Linked DNA regions of Homo sapiens: region 2 is linked to region 1. The links are chromatin contacts, found by Hi-C or POLR2A ChIA-PET in ENCODE. All regions are on one chromosome and are shown on one strand. Each heading gives the region's core, a stretch centred on a gene start or an enhancer-like site at or near the end of the contact. The rest is flanking DNA. Distances are from core to core; before and after follow the strand shown. Region 1 has its middle 47 kb from the start of CDKN2AIP. Region 2 has its middle 32 kb from the start of CLDN24.

What was found. Hi-C counts contacts between places; a loop is a spot of excess contacts on that map. ChIA-PET counts read pairs that join two places held with the same protein, here RNA polymerase II (POLR2A). Pooled maps may share reads with other maps.
Region 2: a map of endothelial cell of umbilical vein shows a loop between it and region 1 (3-fold over the local background). The contact joins two enhancer-like sites. A Hi-C loop is called at or near these places in 6 of 168 maps with a recorded cell type or tissue (Caco-2, Calu3, HepG2 and 3 more) and 13 of 50 pooled maps. POLR2A ChIA-PET finds 5 or more read pairs at or near these places in 5 of 52 experiments (AG04450, HEK293T, Panc1 and 2 more).

What each region holds. Positions count from the first base shown.
Region 1 is chr4:183,394,318-183,400,220 of GRCh38, reverse strand. No RefSeq gene overlaps it. Among named protein-coding and RNA genes, the nearest start is that of CDKN2AIP, 47 kb to the left of the region's middle. RefSeq lists an enhancer at 1,477-2,268. Within about 2 kb of position 1,445, at least 24 of the 41 ENCODE cell types and tissues checked have a DNase peak (open chromatin) inside an H3K27ac peak, as active enhancers do.
Region 2 is chr4:183,351,214-183,357,357 of GRCh38, reverse strand. No RefSeq gene overlaps it. Among named protein-coding and RNA genes, the nearest start is that of CLDN24, 32 kb to the right of the region's middle. Within about 2 kb of position 3,042, at least 2 of the 41 ENCODE cell types and tissues checked have a DNase peak (open chromatin) inside an H3K27ac peak, as active enhancers do.

The DNA.
Region 1 (5,903 bases), core at 196-2,695:
GTTCCTTCTCTGAAATGTGTGTTTACATCTTTTGTCATTAAGAGTTTTGGGGATATTAGTAAACTTAGCCATTCATTCCTAATAAGTATCATGAATATTTTCCCAGTTCTTCAGTTTTGGTTTGGTTTTGTTTTTTTGGAGACGGAGTCTCAGTCTGTTGCCCAGGCTGGAATGCAGTTGCACGATCTCGGCTCACTGCAGCCTCTGTCTCCTGGGCTCAGGCCATCCTCCTGTCTCCAGAGTAGCTGGGAATACAGATGTGCACCATCGTGCCTGAGTAATTTTTGTTGTTGTTGTTTAGTAGAGACGAGGACTTGCTATGTTACCCAAACTGGTCTCCAATTCCTGGGCTCAAGCAATCCTCTGTGCTGTACCGCGAGTACTTCCTCTTTTATTTTTTTTAAATAAATAGAGACGGGATCGCACTGTGTTGTCCGGGCTGGTCTTGAATTCCTGGCCTCAGGCGATCCTTTGGGAGGCCGCTGTGGCCTCTCAAAGTGCTAGGATTACAGGCCCGAGCCACCATGCCGGGCCCCAGTTCTTCAGTGGTATATTATTTTATAGCCAACCTAGGTTTAAAATTTTGTATTTGGTCGGGCTTTTCCATTTTTTCCCCTGATGTTTTCTGGGTTTTGTATCGTGCTTACAAACAGCTTTGCCTTCTCATTACTCTACATTGATGCACCCGTATTTTTGTCACGGTTTCTTATTCTCGTGCGCGTGCACAGTGTTCGATGCATTTGGGTGCTGCGTGGAAGGCGTGCCCTGCTCAGCGACAGAGCCTGGGCGCGGGCTTCCTCCAGCACAGGGGGCGAGGGGCTTGCCCTGGAGTCACTTAGCCACCGCCTGAGCTTGGGCCACTTCCTCCACCACTTCTATCTGCATTTCCTCATCTGTTAGATGGGCTAACAGTAGAACCCACCTCAGAGGAGACTCTAGAGGTCATCGTGGTGATCCGCACCAGCTTAGAGCTGAGCCTGGCCCAGAGTACATGCTGAATCTAAACGCTCAGTGTTATGTTGTGTTGTGTTGTGTTGTGTTGTGTTGTGTTGTGTTGTGTTGTGATGTGGTGTTGTGATGTTATGTTATGTTATGTTATGTTATGTTATGTTATGTTATGTTATGTTATGTTATGTTATGTTATGTGTTATCATGCACCATGATAGGTTTGAATCCGGGGGCCAGCGTCCCCGGTCCCGGCGCCTGGCAGCGGGAGGTTCTGGATGGAGCCGCAGCAGGGTTGCCCCGCGGGCTGAGAAGCCCTCCTAGCTCTGCCCGCGGCCGCGGCGGACCCGGGAGACGCCGGACCTGTGGCGGGGTGAGCGGGGGCGGGTTCACCGCAGGCGGGGCGAGGCTCGCTGCCATCGCTAGGAGGCTCTGTTGCCGCTAGGACCTTGCGATCTCCGACTTCGGGGCTTGCGGGCTGGTTCTCAGAATGCAGTCTCTCCCGGGCCCGGCGGCCTCTTCAGCACCGCGGTCCCAGTGGGCTCGGCGTGCTTTTTAAATAAAGGAAATTAAACACACACGCTCTCTCTCTCACACACACACAGAGTGCTTAAATAATTAACAAATCGAGGCTTAAGGACAGACATTTCCTGGCTTTGGCTGGGTGGAAGCCAGCCACTAAGGCGGGGGCTGGTGAGCTGCCGCCCCGGGAGGAGCTAGGGGCGCACGCCACGTGCGGGTGCTCGGGCCTGCACCCCTGCTCGGGAGACCTGGAGCGGAGCGAGCGCCCGGGCTGCCCAGGACCTGGCCGTCTGGCACTTCCTCCGAGTTTAGGGTGCGCTGAGTCAGCTGCGGGGGCCAGCGGGGGCCAGTTAGGGGTCTGCAAACCAGCAGTTCTCGGCCTGTCCTCTTTTGCTGACACTCGCAGCCTCTGCCCACGTGGTCACTGTTGCCCCAAGGTTTCTGCTGTGCCGGCCAGCACTTCCTCTTTTTCTTTCTTTCTTTCTTTTTTTTTAATTTAAATTTTGCCTTTTTGAAAAAAAGAGAGACAGGGTCTCGCTATGTTGGCCAGGCTGGTCTCAAACTCCTGGCCTCAAGTAATCCTCCCACCTGAAGCACTTGGTTTGTTGCAGCGACTGATCGCCTCTCTTCCTCTTCCCCACTTGGTTCGGATGGTAAAGTGCATCCTCCCGAGGCAGCCTGGGCTGGAAGGCTCTCCTTCAGGGGGCCCTGCCCTAATTACCCTAACTACCCTCATGTCTCACGCCTCTCTGGTCCCCGTGGCTGCCAAGCCCCCTCGGAGAACCCAAGGGCGCCTGCAAGTTCTGCCTCCTCCAGAGCCTTCACAGCGGCCTGGGGTCCCCCTCTCCCCTCTTTACTGAGCAGCAAACTTCTCTGCTCTTTCCTGAACGCCCCAGTCTAACATGCTTGGCTCTGAGCCTGCTCTTCATTTCAGTGTCCACTAAGCAGACACACCTATATGTTATGGCTGGAAACAGGCCGCATGTCTTTATTAGAGGGCAGGAGGCGGTCGTTCCTGTCTTCTTTATTAGGTTGTATATGCCCATCTCCATCGCGCCCAGAGCATCCTGCCCCGCTGAATCTTTCTAGTCGACTCTTCTCTCAAAACTCTGTGGCTAAATTCTCTTTAAAACCTGTCCTTGTCCCAGCTACTGGGAAGGCTGAGGCAGGAGATTCACTTGAACTCGGGAGGCAGAGGTTGCAGTGAGCCGAGATGGCGCCACTGCACTCCAGCCTGGCGACAGAGCGAGACTCCGTCTCAAAAAAAAAAAACCCAACAACAACAACAACAACAAAACCTGTCCTTATGCCCTCAGATAGGGTTTCTCACTCTTGCTTCTCTGCACATCCTCTGAGGCCTGTACATTCTATTACTATTATTATACTAAATTGGTAGTTATTGAGTTACTTGTCTGTTCCATTTCCTAGACTCTAAGATCCCACATCTTATTTATTTTATGATCTTAGTAAGATATCTCACTATATGGATCTTTGTATCTCCAGGACCAAATACAGTGCCTGACCTTGGGGTCTCTCTTTTCTTTACATTTAGAATCTTCCTTCCACTTCTTATACCGTACGCCTCCCCTGCCTCACTCATTCTGTTTCTAGATGTCTGGTCATGGGAAAGCCGAGCTTCTTAGGGACTGCCATGGGGAGTGTGAGACTGCAGGGATTCTCCAGCTGTTTGTGTGAGTGTTTGTTTCAAGGGCACAGCACCTAATTGATCATAGGGATCTTGTCCAGCTGTTGAACACGTCTAGAAAAACAAATTAAGGCAGAGCAGACCAGAAGTGCATTCCATCGTCAGCCCCCAGAATAGGTGTAGCACCTGTCATAAATCCCAACATGGCTCCCGGCACTTCCAGATAGTGGCTGTCCTTGTCTCTGTGCATGGGAGTTTCTGTAGCAGGAGAAAGGCATGGCTGGGTGGGAGAACGGGGTGGCATAGTTTCCTCAGACCAATTTTAACATTAGCCTAAGGAAAATATTGTAAATAACTAAGAAGGTGGGATAATGCATTTCAGAACCAAACCAAAACGATTATCTTAATTAATCAAGAAGAATTGTCTGTATGATAGATATGATGAAACCAGTCCAGGAGGAGGAAAGAACTAACTGATCTGGAGGAAGAAAGTTAGGACACAGAAAGTGGAAACAGAAACAGGAAGGAAGTGGGAAGTGTCAGCTTCTTCAATCTGAAGCAATTTACCCAGAACAAATTTAACCTGTGCTTCAAGGAACTTTCAGTGCCAAAGTGGATTTAACTACTTGTTTACAGGTTACCTATGACTTGTCCTTTGAAACCCATCTTCTCATAGGTCTGTGATATGGCATCATGAAAAACCCTCAATCAAGACACTGTGCTAGCCTGCCCATGCAGCTAGCCTGACTCAGAAGGTACTAGAACATTCTATACTTCCTCTATGTGTCATCACAGTTTCCAGTGATAGTTCTCATTTAGATAAAAATCTCCACTTTAAGCTATCAATGTTATTTTCTTAAATACATTTGTATCTTCAAATTCAACATTTTATGAGAATTTTCCTTTTGCTATGAAACTCAAATAGCATTCAAAATAACTGAAAACAGGCCGGGCGCACTGGCTCACACCTGTAATCCCAGCACTTTGGGAGGCTGAGCGGGGATGGATCACTTGAGGTCAGGAGTTTGAGACCAGCCTGGCCAACATGGTGAAACTCCATCTCTACTAAAAATACAAAAAAAGTAGCTGGGTGCTTGCAATCCCAGCTACTCGGGAGGCTGGGGCAGGAAAATTGCTTGAACCTGGGAGGTGGAGGTTGCAGTGAGCCGAAATCGCACTACTGCACTCCAGCCTGGGCGACAGAGTGAGACTCCGTCTCCAAAAAATAAAAGAAAATAAGTAAAAACAAACAAAACAAAATCAAACACCTGCCCCTTACTACAGAGCTTGCTACCTGGGAACTCATAAAATATGTTACCAGACTAGAGATGTGTTTGTTTGTTTGTACCATGTTTTGTTTTGATTTTTGCATGGATTTCCAAATTAAAAATTTTGGACATTTCTCATAAACATCAGGATGTCTGACTTCTCTTGAAAAATCGGAAGATCTTGCGTCACTGCACCCCCAGCCTGAATGGCAAAAATTGGCAGGTGCGGGCTGAGTGGCTGCTGCCCCCCGAAGCTTATCTTCAGTTTACAGGCTCTACTGGTCCTGTTGCCTATACTGCCTGTTCATTCATTTATGTAACTGGCCTGTTGCTTATCGTTGGGAGATTTTATTCAGCCAGTAATTCTCTAGCTATTTTTTTTGCCAGGTAAAAATATCCTTATGTAAATGCTTTATTTAATTGTGGATTATAAAAGAGAACATGGGTTAAGGAAAAACAAAGGTGAAACCAGGTGCTGCTACAGTTAAAATTAAATCTCTAACAGGATCTCCTTTTCAAAGCTGCATGCCTATTAATTTGCATACTCATGCTATATACATGTTCTCTCTCCTATGTTTCACCACTGTATTAATGTACTGGAATATGAATTTTTGATGAACTATAATATTCCTACATGCAAATCTGGAGGGTCGAAGTTAGGAAAAGGAACTTTCAAATTTGAAAATAAAAATTTGAGCATCGTCTATGCTTTTGAAAATTCCATCTTTATGGCCAAGAGCTATGTTTGTATTGTTGTATTGAAATATATCTTGGTTTTGTGAACGAGGACAGCATTAGAGTTCCACTATGGAATTCTCCATGTGGCACTTTCTCCTTCCTAAGGTGCTTTGTAAGGGAGCAGGGAGAATAAAGACATTTTGAAAGTCTTAGTTATTCACGGCCTTGCTCCCAAGCCAAGAATCCAAGAGACCCTGAAATTTCACATCAGCCACTTGGAATACGAACCCTAAATCTCCCTCTTACCTTGGAGAACAGTAGTTTTGCTATCTTGTACCACTGCCAAGGCAGGACTGAGCCACGTTGAAATACAACCCCAGGATTGTAGCATTTCCCCGGGGGGATACCTGAAGAAGCCCAGGCAGAAGAATAAACATGTTATAGGGTAGGGCTTGTTTTAGACAAGATCAGGGGAGGAATGCTAGCAAGATTTCTTAGTTTTCATTAATTATTTGGGGGTTCAAGGAGACCTTTTTTCCGGTCTTTTTCCATTGCTTCGCATTGGCTCAAGAGACAGGCCAGGTAGGAGTTTATTAGGACTTGGTGAACCATACCAGGTGAGCTCATGAAGCGTCAGCGGGAAGTCCTGCAATGCAGTGCGTTTGGATGTCACAAATAAAGACCCACAACATGTCCATAAGAACAACGAGAAGTGAGAGTTTCCTGATCCTGAGTTCTCCCCAGCCTTGCGCCCCCGGAGTCGGCTCAGAGGAGAGATTGACTGCCATGAGGGTGAGGGCAGTTGCTGTAAACCTTTGACGCAGGGCCAGTCCTGCACCGAGGCA
Region 2 (6,144 bases), core at 1,793-4,292, 44 kb after region 1:
CTAGTCCTCCCAACCAGCCTTAGGGGGTGGGGACTAGTAATAGCCACAGTTTTCAGGTGAGGGAGCTAGGCATAGAAAGCTTCAGCAACCTCCCCAAGGTCAGGCATGTGGCCAGTAAGTGCTGGGGCCAGGCCTGCACCCGAGCACCTGCACTCCTGGGCTGAGTGAATAAACGCACGAGTCCAGGCATGCCAGGGAGACATCTTTCCTGTTATTTCCTGAGAGTGGAGGGTGGAGAGGAGCCCGCAGGGTTCTTGGTCACACACACCGGAGAGCAGGTGAGTCTGATGCTTGCGTTTGGTGCCGGCGGGGCAGGCCGGGGCGGGGCGGGAGAGTAGGGGGGAGAGGCTGCTCCTCCCCTTCCATGTCTTCTTGCTTCATGGACGTCTTGTCAGCTCCTTGCTGTAGGGGTAACAGTCACAGATTAGAGGAGTAGAAGTAGACTATTCATTGTCTTCAACTGTAAACAATACGCCCTACTTGTCCTTATTACTGCTACTCAAACATCAACATCTTAGAAAAAATGCCTCCTCCCTCCAGATCTTCTTCAGACTGAAACCCTATCGCAGGGGCCTCCCGCTTGCACGGGGTCTCAGCCACAAATCATCAGAGGCAGCGGCTCCACAGCTGCCCCCTTCCGGGCTCTGACGACCCATCCCTTAGAGCCAGGTGGGGAGGGAGGGAGAGGTGATCAAGAGGAATGGCGGGAACCAACCCCGGAGGGGACTGAGCTGGCGGTCAGGCTCCAGCAGAACTTGCCTTTGGTTGTCCAGAGAGAGCATGGCTGCTGGACGCCCAGGCAGGCTGCAAACCGTGCCCGTTAGACGTGTCTAGTGCTGCAGCGTGGAACGGGGCTTGGGGCTGAGTGCGCCCTACGTTTGCCTGTGGAAGATGAGCAGGAAGGGAGAAGGGAAGGCAGGGAGAAAGGAGGGAGGGAGGAAGGAAAGAAGGGAGAGAGAGGGGGAGGAAAGAAGGGAGGGAGGCAGAAAGGAGAAGGGAAGGAAGAAAGAAAAAGGGAGGGAAGAAAGAAAGGAGGGAGGGAAGGAAGGAAGAAGGGAAGGAAGAAAGAAGGAAAGGGACGATGTTGGAGGAAACCCAGACTCGGAGGATAGGCAGACTGAAGTTTTGAAGAGGTGTGGCTTAGGCCTGAGGGAAGAAGAGCCACCGGCCATGGCTAACTCAAGGTGGGCTCACATCTGAGGGTAGGCGTCATGTTTAGAATGGTGAGTTTCATTTTCAACTTTTTTTTCAACATCTCCTCTTTCCCATAGTTTGATTTTGTAAGGCCTTAGATGCATGTTAATTTTCCTGTCTGCAGGGCTTGGATTTGATGGACGGACTAGTTGCCCCACTGGGATCCTGAACGGCCCTCTCAGTGGCCCAGGGGCTCAGAGGCAGACCCCTTGACCTTAGTCCCAACTTGTGTCTACTCACTCAGCATCTCGTGGTTCAGAACTGCTTGGTTGCCGCTTGAAACATGAAGCTAGTTTACAACAGTTATGTTTTAATTTTAGGCATAATTGCTTTTTGAATAGAAGAGAATGATTCTGACATTACAGCATAGGTTCCAGAGTTAGTTCACTGTAATTCAGTTCCCACAATTTTACCACGAAGGCCTCCTAATGAGATTAAATCTAAGCATTACACAGTTGCCCATTTATTATTTTTCCTTGGCATGCCCAGATAGATGGTGATGACTAACCTGAACTCTGATTATTTTACCACAATAAGGTCAGCTCATTGAGGGCTCATGGCTGAGACCCAGAAAATATCATAACTCACTCAAGATAAGGTCTATGTCATGGAGTAAATCACAAACTCTATAGTTAGAACAACCCTCCCATGTACACTGATGTTCACTTTCAGCCGTGTTCTTAATCAGCTCTTGCACACAATGCGTTCTCTATTTGAAGGGTTTGCTGCTTTAATCTCAGACAATAACGGCCATTCACTTACTCTTGCCCGCACCTGCCTTCTCGATACTACAATTCCTTCACTGGAATCGCCCTCTCATTGACCTAAATCATTCATTACAAAGTATTTCAGACAAGCTCTCGATAACCCTGGAGTAGAGGTGGCACCTGTCTTTCTTTCATTTACAATACCTTTCCACTCCAGAAAGCTCCAGTCACCACTCAGAAAGATTTCTTTTCTCCTATGTTTACAATAAGCAGCTTTGCCTTTAGTAACAAAACCTGAGACCACCAGATCTTTGGGTCTACTTATTTATCCAACAAGGTTGATGAGAGCTGACGCGAGGAAGCAGGTATTCTACATTCCCAGTGGGAGTGAAAGGGGATAGAACATTTCTGGAGAGCAATTTTATAGTATGTAGCAAAAGCTTCAGAATAAAATCATCAATAAAATATTAACATTAAGTAATTAGCCATTACTATTAACTAATAATATTAAATAAATTATTAATACTTCTAAATTATTTATCCAAATAAGTGTATTTCAAGAAATTTCTTTTTTATGCTTAAAAATGCACATGTACAGTATGCTTAAAAACACACCCAGGAATGTTCAGAGTGTCTCCCTCTGTGGTAAGTTTACAGATGACTTTTCTTTGTTTTATTTCTACTTTCTACATGTAAAAAAGGATGGTGCTGTATTACTTTTGTAATATAAAAAAGCAAACAACAGCCACCAAAAAAGAGGGAGGGGAAAGAAAAAGGAAAGGGAGAGTGAGAAGGAAAAAGGAAAAAAAAGGCTGAATGACTGATACCTGACGTAAAAAAATAAATACATAAGTATGAAGGTCCTCGAACGTGGCCTATTTGTATATGCCGTAATTTGACCCGTGCCTCTCCCCTGATAACATGGAGGGAAACGGCACTTACGTTTCGTGCTTTCAGAGCCCGTAAGCAATCTAACTGAGTTCTGTGGATCTTTGGCCCTTGATTTCTGTCCCATCACAACAAAGAAAACAGAGCACATGCTGGCTTTGACAGAACTGATTTAATTATATTTGCTTACATGAGCCAGTCAGGGCTTGTGAAACACCATGCCTTCAGGGGTTGAAATACACCTGGCCTTTGATCACGGCAGAGTGAAAACTTCTCCTCACACTCATGTCTGCATCCTAGGAAGAAGGTTCTGATGCTTCTGCATCCTAGGAAGAAGGTTCTGATGCTGGGGTTGATGGGAGTCCCTAAGGGTTCCTGGCACTGCCCTAACCTGCTCACTCGTGGTCTCAAAGAAATTCTACTCCTTAAATAATTTCTTCTAAGCAAGACCGGATCTTCTACTCCCTTTGGCGTTCCTTCAAAACTTGTCAACATATCTGCAGGCACATAGTCTTCGTGTAGGCGTTCTAGACTAATGAAATGTTTCTGCTTCTCATTTCTTCCACCTTGGGGATTGCTGAGGTAATATTCTAACTATAACCTGCAAGAAGATCGGGGGAAGATTTTCATACACCTGCGTGGCTTTGGAAACTGGGGAAGCTGGGGCACCTCATGAACTAAAGAAACAGAAACAAACATGAGGGCTCCTAAAGCTGGAGTGTCTGAGCCATAGGAAAGAGGGTGGGGTATCGAGCTGTGGCGGGAACTTGCAATCTCCTGTGATCTGTTTTATCGACATGGCAGCCTGCAGTGGTCCACACGCACCAGCAGGGATCCTCCTCTCCCAAGGTGTGCTTTATATGTGTGGCTGTGTGAAAATTATTGAAAACCATGTTTTTGTTTTGTTTTGTTTTGTTTTTGAGACAGTCTTGTTCTGTCACCCAGGCTGAAGTGCGATGGCATGATCTCAGCTCACTGCAACCTCTGCCTCCCGGATTCAGGCAATTCTCCTGCCTCAGCCTCCCAAGTATCTGGGATTACAGGCACCCACCACGCCTGGCTAATTTTTGTATTTTTAGTAGAGGCGGAGTTTCACCATGTTGGCAAGAATGGTCTTGAATTCCTGACCTCAGGTGATCCACCTGCCTTGGCTTCCCAAAGCGCTGGGATTACAGGCATGAGCCACCGCTCCTAGCCCATCTCTCTTTTTTTTTTTTTCTGTTTGACGAGGTCTCACTCTGTCAGCCAGGCTGGAGTGCAGTGGCACAATCATGGCTTACTGCAGCCTTGACCTCCTGGGCTCAAGTGACTCTGCTGCCTCAGCCTCCTGAGTAACTGGGACTACAGGTATGTGCCACCACACCCAGCTAACTTTTAAAAAGTTTTTGTAGAGATAGGGTTTTGCCATGTTTCCCAGGCTGGTCTGGAACTCCTGGGCTCAAGCAATCTGCTCACCTCGACCTCCCAAAATGCTGGGATTACAGGTGTGAGCCACTGCATCGGGCCAAAAACCGTCTCTTAATGGATACACTTATTTCAATACCCATTAGAAGAGGAAGGCATTTAGAAGTTATTTCAGTCTTTAAATGCTTATTTTTCCACCACCATGTATAAATAGAAAGAGAAAAAAAGCTAGAAATCGTCGTCTGCCTGAGCAGAAATGCCATGTACCTCACTGGCTGCAAGTACTTGTGCTGTAGGTTGAAAGGTGACCCCTACAAAATATGTCCACTTGGAACTGTGAATGTGACCTTATTTGGAAAAAGGGTCTTTGCAAATGTAATTAAGTTACAGATCTTGAGATGAGATCATCCTGGATTATCTGGCGAGTCCCAAGCCCAGTGACAAGTGTCCTTATACAAATATGGGAAGACATAGGCAGAAGACAGAACACTCAAGAAGGCCACATGAATGAAGTCAGAGGCAGAGACTGGGGTGACACAACTGCCACTAGAAGCTGGATGAGGCAAGGCAAGGAGTGCCCCAGAGCCCGCAGAGGGAACATAGCCCCACCACTACTTCGATGTGGGGCTCCTGGGCCCTAGAACTGTAAGAGAGTAAATTCCCATTGTTGTAAGCCACAGAAGATCTCTCTTTTTTTTGAGATGGAGTGTTTGCTCTGTCACCAGGCTGGAGTGCAATGGCACGATCTTGGCTCACTGCAACCTCTGCCTCCCGGGTTCAAACAATTCTTCTTCCTCAGCCTCCTGAGTAGCTGGGATTACAGGCACACACAACCACACCTGGATAATTTTTGTATTTTTAGTAGAGATGAGGTTTCACCACGTTGGCCAGGCTGGTCTTGAACTCTTGACCTCATGTGATCCACCCGCCTCAGCCTCCCAAAGTGCTGGGATTACAGGCATGAGCCACTGGGCCTGGCCCACAGCAGACTTCTTACAGCAGATTTAGGACATGAGTACGCCTTGTCTTTATTCATTATCCATCCTTGTCAGCCCTCTGGTCACCTGGTAGGGTTGGAAACAGCAAATTGATACGTGCCTATCACTCTAGAGAGCCCTTTTTCATTAAAAAAAAGGTAGCTGTTTTGGGAATGCACGTCCTGAAATGCATTTCAGTTCCGCAAATTTACCTGTTCAACGAGTTTTCTCTTTTAAATTTCTGAATCTCAGTTTCTTTCTCACATTTCCTCTCTGTGTACTTCCCACATTTCTGTGGCACCCTGACTTTTGACCCCTGGAGAACTCCCTAAACAGCAGAGGTGACGGGAGGGGACAGGCAGTGTGCTTCCATCTGCCCAGCTACCCAGGAGCGCTGCTTTTACTCACAATCCTATGACTGGCCTCCTTGTCCATATTTTACCCTTCTCCTAAAACCCAAGTGAGCAGATCACTTGAGGTCACGAGTTCAAGACCAGCCTAACCAACATGGTGAAACCTCATCTCTACTAAAAATACAAAAATTAGCCAGGTGTGATGGCGTATGCCTGTAATCCCAGCTACTCAGGAGGCTGAGGCAGGAGAATTGCTTGAATCCGGGAAGCAGAGGTTGCAGTGAGCTCTTTCAAGCGCAAGTTACAGAGACTTAGCATGAATTACTGTAATAAAAAAAAAACAGGCAATGGCTGGGTGTAGGAGCTGATGCCTGTAATCCCAGCACTTTGGGAGGCTGAGGCGGGAGAATCACTTGAGCTCAGGAGTTTGAGACCCACCCGGGCAACATAGCCCGACCTCGTCTCTACAAAAAGAAAAACAAAGGACATGAATTGACACATAACTGGGCAGGGCCAGACTGGTGCTACCTGTAGAATGGACTAGATCCATGACTGAAACACACCGTCAAGTCTCCCCTCCCTCTTGTCTCTCATACTCTGGCTTGCCTCCTCATCTGCGTT